Linked DNA regions of Mus musculus: region 2 is linked to region 1. Evidence: chromatin loops called from intact Hi-C (ENCODE). Cell type or tissue: left cerebral cortex. All regions are shown on one strand. Links, peaks and the distances in the headings refer to the core of each region. The heading gives the core; the rest is flanking DNA. Region 1 overlaps Iqck (IQ motif containing K). Region 2 overlaps Gprc5b (G protein-coupled receptor, family C, group 5, member B).

Evidence for each region. Hi-C counts contacts between places; a loop is a spot of excess contacts. Peaks named below come from ENCODE experiments on the same cell type or tissue, not always from the same donor. Only the 100,000 strongest peaks of a DNase experiment are listed, where the experiment ranks them.
Region 2: it touches region 1 in a loop (1.9-fold over the local background); 3 of 42 quality-filtered maps call a loop at or near these places.

What each region holds. Positions count from the first base shown.
Region 1 is chr7:118,921,549-118,929,615 of GRCm38, forward strand. All of the region lies in intron 7 of Iqck (IQ motif containing K), which reads left to right. Among named protein-coding and RNA genes, the nearest start is that of Gm39076, 60 kb to the right of the region's middle. In left cerebral cortex, for the core only: no CTCF peak of the experiment used is centred there; DNase peaks (open chromatin) are centred at 4,761 and 5,121.
Region 2 is chr7:118,975,291-118,977,790 of GRCm38, forward strand. It overlaps Gprc5b (G protein-coupled receptor, family C, group 5, member B), which reads right to left. Exons shown (of 4, transcript NM_022420.2): 3 at 1,223-1,380. Among named protein-coding and RNA genes, the nearest start is that of Gm39076, 8.5 kb to the right of the region's middle. In left cerebral cortex, for the core only: no CTCF peak of the experiment used is centred there; DNase peaks (open chromatin) are centred at 1,427 and 2,191; H3K4me3 peaks cover 297 bases; H3K27ac peaks cover 1,917 bases.

The DNA of each region.
Region 1 (8,067 bases), core at 3,465-5,964:
TTCCTCTGAATTGAAACACTCCCTCTTGGCAGGAGGAGGGAGGCTCCAGAGACTCACTATGGCCTCTTCTTGAGTCTGGATGAGCAAGCGAAAGGCCCAGTAGGTAAAGTCCCTGCCAGGCAAGCACAATGACCTAAGATCAGAGCCCTGGCACCCATGTAAGAAGGTGGGCACTGAACATAACGCATACATACATGCAATCCCAAAGCTAGGGATGTGGAGCTCTCTGGCCAGCCTGACCAAACCCATGAGTTCCAGGTTCAGTGAGATGGGTGGACATTGATGGAGAAAGATACCTGATGTTGTCTTCTGGCTGGTCTTCACACCTACATATATGCACACACACACAAAATGTGAACATCACTGTTCCTGGACAATAAACACACTTCTAGGTGTATCTTTTCTATCTTTGCTCATGTGAACATTCACATATGTAATTCTGCTGTTTATAAGTTAAAAAACAAAAACAAAAGCAAACAAACAAACAAAAAACACTTGTGCTGCAAGCCTGGAATCCACAGTGGAAGGAGAACCAGTTCCCAAAGTTGTCCTCTTACCTCCTCGTGTGGGTTCTGTGCCCACCTTCCTCAACATGCAAACACAAACTACACACACACACACACACACACACACACACACACACACACACACACTCATGCAAACACATTTAAAAGTTGTACTTCTTTACCTGAGTATGTATGTGCTCATTCTAGACACTTGCAGCCTGCCTCTTCGTTCAGTCCAGAGGTACCTTTACATAGCAGAGCACATCTGATCTGAACCATGTTTTTTGTTGATTGAATCAGGGTTTTACTTGACAGCTCAGGCTGGCCTAGAACTCTTGATCATCCACCTCCACCCCTTAATTGCCCGCCTCATTTATACTGTGCTGGGAATTGAACCCCTGATTTTATGCATGCTAGAGCAGTGCTCTGCCTACTGAGCCACATTCCAGCCCTCCTCCTGCCTTCTCTTGGTTGCCTGACTTCTCTATATTTCCGGTCTGCTTTGGGGCTTTCTGGAGCTTCCTTCCCTTCTAGAGAGGGTGTCCCTGGTGCAGCTGCATTAGGGAGGGCCTGGCGCATTTCCTCCCTTTGTGTTGCTTTTCAGCTTCTCTCCCTCTTCTTTCCTCTGGGGACAGTAACATAGCTAGGTGAACCCATGTCACAAAAACAGCACTTCCGTTCTCATGCAGGGGCCCAGGTGAGGGCAGATAGCAGCTGACTCAGGGGTGGTAGGAAACAGCTTTGTGTGAGTCACACTTATCTGGCCAGTTGGCTGTGTGATGCCTAGAATACCTATTTAAGACTATTGTTTTTTATTTTATAATTGCTTTGAGGTTATTTGAAGCTGCTCTACATTTAATTTTTCCAACTAATTGAAACTGGTACAGCAGAGCAGTTTAGCAAGCAGACTCTACAGTTAGATGCTTCATTCACTAATAACCATCCTTAGTAGGGAGGCAGCTGTGCTTTAAACACTACGTGTCCTTTGGGAAATAAGGCAAGATCCCTGCTTGCATTCTTGCACTAGGTTGTCAATCAGTGCAAACAAGTAGGTAATAGAGTATGAAGAAATGAACCTTGTGTAGTGGTGTATACTTGTAATCCCAGCACTTGGAAGAGTGAGACCAGGGGCTTACTGAGAGTTAAGGGCCATGCCATGAATCCTAGCACTTTGAAGGTTATCCTCAGCTACTTGGGGAGTTCCAGGACAGCCTAAGACACAACACAGCCTGACTTTAACAAGGGAGAAAGGTGCTGGGGTAATAGCTTAGTAAAGTCATTATTGTGCATGCATGAGGATCTACGCTCAATCCATAAAACATGTGGCAAAAGGGCTGGGGCTGGTGAGACCCCGACTTGTAACCTTAGCACTCAGGAAGTGGAGACAGATAGATGGGCTCTCTCTCTGGTCACCCTCTGTATCCTGCTTGAATGAGTTCCAAGACAGGGAGAGATTCTGACTCAAAAAGCAAGCAAACAAACATAAAACAAAAATCAAGCCGGGCGTGGTGGTGCACGCCTTTAATCCCAGCACTCGGGAGGCAGAGGCAGGCAGATTTCTGAGTTCGAGGCCAGCCTGGTCTACAAAGTAAGTTCCAGGACAGCCAGAGCTACACAGAGAAACCCTGTCTTGAAAAACCAAAACCAACCAACCAACCAAACAAACAAAAATCAAAACAAGAACCCAGGAGGTTGTCCTCTCGACTCGACTCTGTATACAAGTGCACATATATGTGCATGAACACACAAACACACACACACACTCATACACACACACACGAAATACAGTAGAGATGCATGCTTGGGGTATAGTTCAATGATAGTGCACATGTCTAGTATGCTCAATGCCATGGGTTTCACTATTAGCACCCTGACCTCCCCACTCCAAAAATTTATCAACTATTGTCAAAATAATATCACTTAATAAACCGCCCCACCCCACCCCACCAGCCTACAGTGTGAGGTTCATCTCACACGTGTGGTAATCAGGCAGATTACAACGAATTTAGACTGCAGCATAAGCTCTAGAGATTATGTTCTATTCAGGTTTGTTCTAGAGCCTTCTGAGATCAGCAGTTTGCCAGGGGCATGTGCTTTTCAGAGCAGAGTTTGCAAGCCTCAGAGCGGATGAACAAAACATGCACCATGTGATCTGGCTAGCTTTATGTCAACTTGATATAAGCTAGCATCATCTGAAAGGAAGGAACCTCAATTGAGCTAAATGTCTCCCTAAGATCAGCTATAAATCATTTTCTTAATTAGTTATTAATAGGGGAGGGCCCAGCCCATTGTGGGTGGGGACATCCTTGGGCTGGTGACCCTGGGTTTATTAAGAAAGGTGACTGAGCAAGCTGGTAAGCAGCATCCCTCCATGCCCTCTGCATCAGCTCCTGCTTCCAGGTTCTCAGCACTGCTTGACTTCTTGTCCAGACTCCCTTCGATAATCAACAGTGGTGTGGAAGTGAAAGCCAGATAAACCCTTTCCTCCCCGACTCGCTCTGGTCATGGTGCTCCATTGCAGCATTAGTAATTAAGACTAAGGTACCAAGGCTCTCAGGGCCTAGGCTCATCTCAAGGCCAAACCTAACAGCTAAGAGGCAATCATAACCCTGCTGAGTAGTTACCCTGCTGCAAATAAGTACCACAAGACAGAAGAGAGCAAATGAAAGGACCAGAGAACAAGGGAGGTGACTCCTGCAGGTCACAGGATGGTTGAGGAGGCCATTCTGAGAGGCTGTAGTTTGAGCAGAGACCCAAAGCAAGCTTGAAGCACAAAGAGGTGGAAGGTGCTAGATGTATTTGAAGGTCAGTGTAGGTTATGTGAGTGAGCCAGGACACGTGACCCAGGTAATGAAGAATTATTCAAAGAACAGAGCCCTAGTACCAACTGTCGATAGGCTGACAGAACTTGGGGTTTTATGATTTGGGGAAGGGGTCCCATAATCTCACTGACTTCTTGAGGAGAGTGGCAGCCTCCAGATGCAGTGGCTCCCCAAATCCCTGGTCTCCAGGGTTTGCATATGTGCTGTGTACATGGTCGTGATGTGCATCCATGTAGAGGCCTGTTTCACAAGTGTCATTTCCCAGGCAGCATCCACCATGTATTTTAAGACATGATTTCTCACTGACCTGGAACTAGCCACACAGGCTAGGCTGGCTAGTTCACACTGGCTGCCCTGAAAACTCAGAGACCCTCTTGTCTCTGCCTCTCCAGCATGGGGGGCATAAGTGCTTCGAATGGAACTGGGGTTCTTACCATTTGAGCCATCTTCCCAGCCCACACCTCCTAGGATCCATATTTCTACAGAGACCTTTCCCATATTAAACCACAGAAGGTATGTGTGACCCTTATAGTTCTACAGAAATACCTTTGAATCTTGGCAGTGGTGACACATGCCTTTAATCCTAGCACTCAGGAGGCAAGCAGATCTCTTGAACTTGATGCCAGCCTGGTCTACAGAGTGAGTTCTAGGCCAGCCAGGGCTACACACACACACAAAGAAAAACCCTGTCTTGAAAAACATATAAGAAGAACAACAGCAGCAACAGCAGCAGCAACCACCTCATAGTGCCCACGATTATTTCTGTGGGAGAAAGGGAGAAGCCATGTGATGCTGTTGTGTTCTTGATATCAGCTTGTGGTCTTTGCCAGTGATGTCTTTACCTGGGACTGGTCGAAAGGCAGGGAGCCTTAAGCACCACTCCAGACCTCTTGAATCCAAAGTGACCTCTATGGTTTTCTGTTACATAATTATTGTTATATATATAACGGCTGTCTCCATGACATTTTAATACATGTTTATAAAGTATTTTGCTCCCACTCATGACCCATCACACTCTTGTCCCCTCCCATCTGATTCCTCTTCTTGTCCCACCTCTGCCCCTTAGACTTTCCCCTCCCCACCCCCCTCATGTGATCCTGTGAGTTCCATAAGGGCTGCTTACAGGAGCATAAACACCTTACCTACCAGTGGCCACACTACTGAAGTAAATGTTTTTCTCTCCCCAGCCACCACTGACTGCTTATAGATCTTTTAGGGAGCCCCTCCCCCCAGCTCTGTAGTTTTATTTTTTGAGACTGTGCTCAGCATGTGGTCAAAGCTGGCCTTGAACTTGCAGACCTCCTTTCCATGCCTCCCAAGCATCGGGATTAGAGGACAACATTATCATTCCCAGCACAAAGAGAATCTGCTTCTTAACGCAGAAGGAACAGCTTGGGTACAGAGGTTTGCTTCTTGGCTTGCCAGCCTTGTCATTATTTTAATTATTTGGTTTCCCTTTCCACTCCTGAAAAACAGGACCGACAATTGTGCTCCTGCCCCCCCCCCCCCCCCCCGCTTTGCATCCCCATCTCTCACCCCAGTCCTCTCCTGTTAGCTGTGAGGGTGTAGCTCTGTTGAAAGTCCATTTACCCCTATAAGAATATATTCCCGCTTGTTTGTTTCTTGGTGGTAGTCCTTAAGTTCTTGGTTTCTGTTCTTTGTTTTTTGTTGGATTTTTTTTTTTCCTGCCTGAGAAACCCTGTTATTTTTCAAAACATTCTTTTGATCAGGCTAGAAACTTCTGCCTGTGCCCAGCAGGACTCTGGTGCCCCAGAAAGAAGGCACCCAGTTGCCGTGGTCCCCATTCAGGCCTCCTTCTTGGGGCAATGTCTGGCCACTCAGCAGGCTGAAGTAGGCCACAGCACTATAAATAGGGGCCTTGGCCTGCTCTGGGATCAGGTCTCAGGCTAGGTTCTCCCTCCCCCTTCCCTCACCAGTTTCTTCAGTTATTTAAATAAAACTACAGGTACGTTTTCATGTATAAGTACCCCAAAGCTTGTCATCTTGGCAAGCTGTAAGCAACTCCTTTCTGTCTTGTTTGCCTAGTAGGACATACTCCAGTATGAGATGAATCCTAGATGACCTAGGATTTGCCTACCAGCCAATGTGGTGGGTTGGCCTTGCCATCAGTGCAGTGGGTTGGCCTTGCCATCAGTGCAGTGGGTTGGCCTTGCCATCAGTGCAGTGGGCTGGCATTCCATCAGTGGAGTGGGTTGGTAATACCATCAGTGCAGTGGGCGAGCGTTGCCATCAGTGGAGTAGGTTGGCATAAACCTAATGCCATTCTATCTCCTTTGCCCCATAGCCTTGAATTGGCAATGAACTTCCTTAACCCTCACTTTCCTCGTCTACGAACTGTGTCTAGCAATAATACTGAATTCCAGTTCCTAGGTTTGAAGTGGAGAATAAACAAGAAAAATCAGAGGAGGACTGGCCAGATCATCTACAGGGCAGAGTGTAACATGATGACACCTCTTGTTTAATGTTGTCAGGGATTTCTTCAAGGGCTCTGGGTGTAGCCTAGTTGGTATAGTGCTTGCTTCCCATGCATGATGCCCCAGCTTCAATAGCCAGAACGACCTCAAACAAGGACATGGTGGCATGGATATGCAACCCCAACATTTGGGAGATGGAGGCCGCAGGATCATAAATTTAAGTCCACTCTTGGCTTCATAGTGAGTTCAAGGCCAGCCTAGGCTACATGAGAATATATCTCAAAATTATTTTAACTTTTTAGCTGTTGGTGGCAGTGCTAAGCCTTAATTTCAACTCTCAAGAGTCTGAGGCAGGAGTATCAGGAGATAGACTCTAGCCTGGGCTACTACAGAATAAGAACCTGTCTCAAGACAAACAACAAGCTAACAATAAAGACCTTTCAGCTTTCAGACATGCCTAGCTTACGGCCTAAGGGCCGTGTGTACCCAGAGAGCTGTGAATACAGCCTAAGGGCCGTGTGTACCCAGAGAGCTGTGAATACAGCCTAAGGGCCGTGTGTACCCAGAAAGCTGTGAATGCAGCCTAAGGGCCGTGTGTACCCAGAGCGCTGTGAATGCAGCCTGAGGGCCCTGTGTACCCAGAGAGCTGTGAATGCAGGACCATCACATTTATAAACCTCAGTGTCACTTTCTGATGTCAAAAAAGTTGAATAACCCTATATGGAGATGGCGGAAGATTGTACTGGGTCTGACTGGGAAGCTTGGCAAGCAGAGAGCAGAGGTGAGATGCCTGCCATCCTGCTTGGCATCCCAGTAGCTGCCCTTCTCCACTCCTCTGGAGCACTTGTCTGTAAAGGTAAAAAGTGCACGGGTCACTTTCACTGCTGTGGTTGAGTCTCTTTGGTGATAGCAACCCATGAGAATACTTGGTGGTTTGAATCTGTAGACTTGGCCTAGGGAGATGACTCAGTGGGTAAGAGCATCCTTCTAAAAGGTCCAGGAGAGAATCAGCTGCACAGAATTGCCCTCTGACCTCCACAGTGCACTGCAGTGCATGCATACACACGCGCTGTACTGTAACAACAAGAAAACAATAGTAATGTTAAAGAAGAAGTCCATAGTGCTTGACTGTTTCTCAGGAGTCTGTGTGTGAGCTGGGTGGCTACTGTGCTGGCTCCCTGTGTGCCCAGATTAGCAGGTGACTACGTACAGAGGGGAGGGCCAAGCTGCTCTTTTTCACATGTCTGGCAGGTGGCACTGGTGGTTGGCATTTCTTTTCCATGTGGCTTTTCAACATGGTGTAAGTTGAAAGAAGAGCCTCCTTAAATGTAGAAATAACATGAGGAGGCAAATCTAGAAGCTTCAAGCTTTCTTCAGCCTTAGATTATGGAGTTCTCTTAGCAGTACTTCTGCTCCCTTCTATTGGTCAGAGCAAATCATGAGGTTGGCCAGATTCACTGACAGGGGATAGACTCCCATATGTGTGTGGGGGGGGGGGGCACAGAGGTGGGGTTCCTGTAGCCAAGGATAGCCTCTGAACTTGCTACGTAGCCAAGGATGGGTTTAAACTTCTTGACCTTCCTGTCTCTACCTTCTGAGTTTGGATTACAGTATGGCAACACTCCTGGCTTATGCGGAGCTGGGGATCAAACCCAGGAATGCAGCACTTTATTTGTGCTAATCAGGCATTCTACCAGCTGAGCTGCAGCTCCAGCTCTGCATCCATCAGTTAAACTTTGAGTGACAGTGGGTTTTTCTAGACAAGAATGCACGTGACTCACCAAGGGCACAGTGTGGTGGCTCCCCACCCCGTCCCCAGAGCCTCACACATGCTGGGCAAGTGGTCTCTCCCGAGCTCTGGCTCTTGATATTTACTTACGTATTTGGAGACAGCTCAGGCTGTCCTCAAACCCACAACCCTCTGCCTCAGCTTCCCGAGTGCTTGTGTTATATATATACACCCACATCACTGCACGCGGTTCTCTGTCTTTAACCTGCATCAGGGCCCTTCCCCCAGAGTCGGGAGGGCTGAGTGGGTCCTGAGAACTTGCATTTCAAACAGGTCCTTGGGCACTAGGAGTGCTGGCAACCTGGGGAACACTCTTTGAGAACCCTGACAGAGGAATCTCTGGCTTTCAAACCTGACCGTACATTAGAACAACCCTGAAGCTGCTGCTTCAGTCAGGAGTAGAATGGCAACACCAGAGCAGGTTTTCATAGTTGCCTGGGGTTCAAATTCTGGGCTATAATACATACCAATTTCGGGGCACTATTTGCTTGACTGAGGCTCAATTTCCTCTTTGA
Region 2 (2,500 bases), core at 1-2,500, 50 kb after region 1:
GGCTGTGTCCTCCCAGAAATGTACTGGAGGGTCATGTCCCCCACCTGACGGGACATCCAACTCGCTCAGAAACTCAGTACTTTGAAGAGAGGGGGACCCCTTGGGCAGGCTAGGCATGTGTCCTAACACTGAGCTTCACCCTGAGTCCCTAGAGCATCACTTGGTCAGGCCTCTGTCCTCTTCCCTACACTGGCCTTGAAGGAACCAGGAGGACTTAGGAATGACGGACAGGCTGTGTTGATTACGGCACATGGGCTGACCCCTCTGGAGATCAGTGGTCACAAGTCAAGTCAGGCTTTTCTTGGCCCCAGGACAAAGAAACAGCCCAGGAGGTGATAGGAAGATTTAAGAACACAAATCTGTGTTTCTATTTGTCTTATAGCTTGTTTGTTTCTATTTGTCTTATAGCTTGATCAAAGCAAAGTGAATCAGAGCCTAGCAGGGCCTTCCTTCACAGGGCAGAAAAACCAAAATTCCCTTCCTTTCCTCCAGGGATCAAAGACCATCCCTGATGGTCTATTAAAAAAAAAAAAAAAGCCAGATTGATTTATGGAATTGGCACAAAATAAAGAATGAAAATCAAATGTGTACATGTGAACCGGCTCATGCATTGTTTCTGAGAAGCACAGAGCTATGTCTGGAAGGTGGATGTAGGAATGAGAGCCTCTTTGGATTTTGCTGGAATGAAGCAAAGTCATTCCAACGGAGGCAAAAAGCCAAAGGTAACACTTTCTGCTGCAGGCCTGTTTGGCGACAGATAAGTACAGCTGCTTTGGTGTGTGAGGGACTCAACTTCAACTTCCCTTAGGGAAGGGGGACCTGGTACCCAGCTTGGTGGTGGTGGTGGGGGTAGGTTCTGGATGGAGTAGGGACCAGGGGGCTTGAGCCTCCTGATGGATGTTAGCAAGGCTGAGAGCACCCTCACAGAAATCTTTTCCTTAGAGTCACCTTTCTGGGACAGGGTTGGGGGAGCTGTGCTTATGGAGGAAAATTCATCAGGTGAAGAGCCTCGAGCAGTAGGTAGGCATCTATAGATGGCTTTCTGAGTATGGGTGAGTTTTCCTTATGACAAGGGGGACAGACAAAAAATGGAAGGCGTGCATGCATGGAGCTGCAGTGAGCAGCCCAGAGAAGCAGCCTCCAGGTGTACCCAGCTGAAGCTGCCCCACACGGGACGGACGCGCTCAGGCCTCCTGCCCAGACATCAGATTTTGATACTTACAGTCCCTCCATTGAGCACGACGGCCATCTCGGTCGGCTGATACACATTGCTTCTGAACGGTGCACTGGGCCGGTTTCCCAAGCTGCTGGGCTTCTTTCCCAGGCTGCTAGATCTTTGCTCCAAGCTTCCATTGGAAAAGCCCACTGCTGATCGGAGAGCTGAGGACGGAGTTCCCGGGATGACAACACCAGTGAGAGTGTGGGGGAGAGGATGGGGGAGGGGAACAGAGGGATAAGGGGGAGGGAGAGAGGAAGGAAGAGAATTTTGTTTTTCTGAAGCAACCAGCTCCTCCCCTCTGGGTACCTCTATCCACCCACCACAGTGGCTCCTCCCCTTTGTCACAAGCCTGATTCAAAACAAAAGTCACAAAGGGGCTTTGTTCTCAGTTCTCTAGGAGACTGATCCAGCTTCAGAAGGGTTGGGAACTTTCTGAAGTCCTGCTCTCCCCAAACAGCTACAGCCAGGCTGGGTGACAGTCACCTCTGGGCTGTCAGGACTCTTTGGATAAGAGTCTTTACCTCACTGTAGAACAGTACAGGTCTGTATTTACCATATCAGTCAAAAGCCACCACTATTTCTGGATGCTGCAGAGCTGGCGACTGCATGTACAGGACAGTGACTGTCAACACTGGAAAATTACTCTCTTGTTTGGGTTATTCCCAAAAGAGTAATAGAAGGTCCGAAGCAATGATGGCCAAATGGGTGAACACTCTACCTCTGAACGTAGGCACAGGTGTTCTGAGTTACTGTCCTTTTAAAGACACCATCTAAGGTCGGCCACACTGGCCCTAGTTAGATTCCTGGTCCTCCTGTTGCTGCATGCCAAATGTTGGGGTCCACATGGAGCTATTTAGTGTACTCTGTGTCATGGTGTGTGTGTGTGCACACCTATCCGCCCGCATGTCTGTCTGTGTGTGTCTATTGTCTCTGTCTCTCTGAGAGTGTGTGTGCGCACGCGCAGATGCAGAAGCCAAAAAAGGGTGTTGGAGCTGCCAAGCTGCCCGATGTGGATACTGGGAACGAACTCAGATCCTCAGAAGAACATCAATCCTCTTAACAGCTCTGCAGCCCCTCCCTTGGTTCTAGACGGTGCCTCACTGCCTAGGCTGGCTGGACAGGGAATCTCAGGGACCCACCAGTCTCTGCCTCCCAGCTCCAGACTCACAAGTGAGCATCACACTGGTTCTGGGGATAAAACGCCGGTCCTCATGCTTGAACAACAAGCACTTTACCAACTGAGCTGTCTCCCCAGGCCTCGGTTTCTGTACTTTTAAGAGA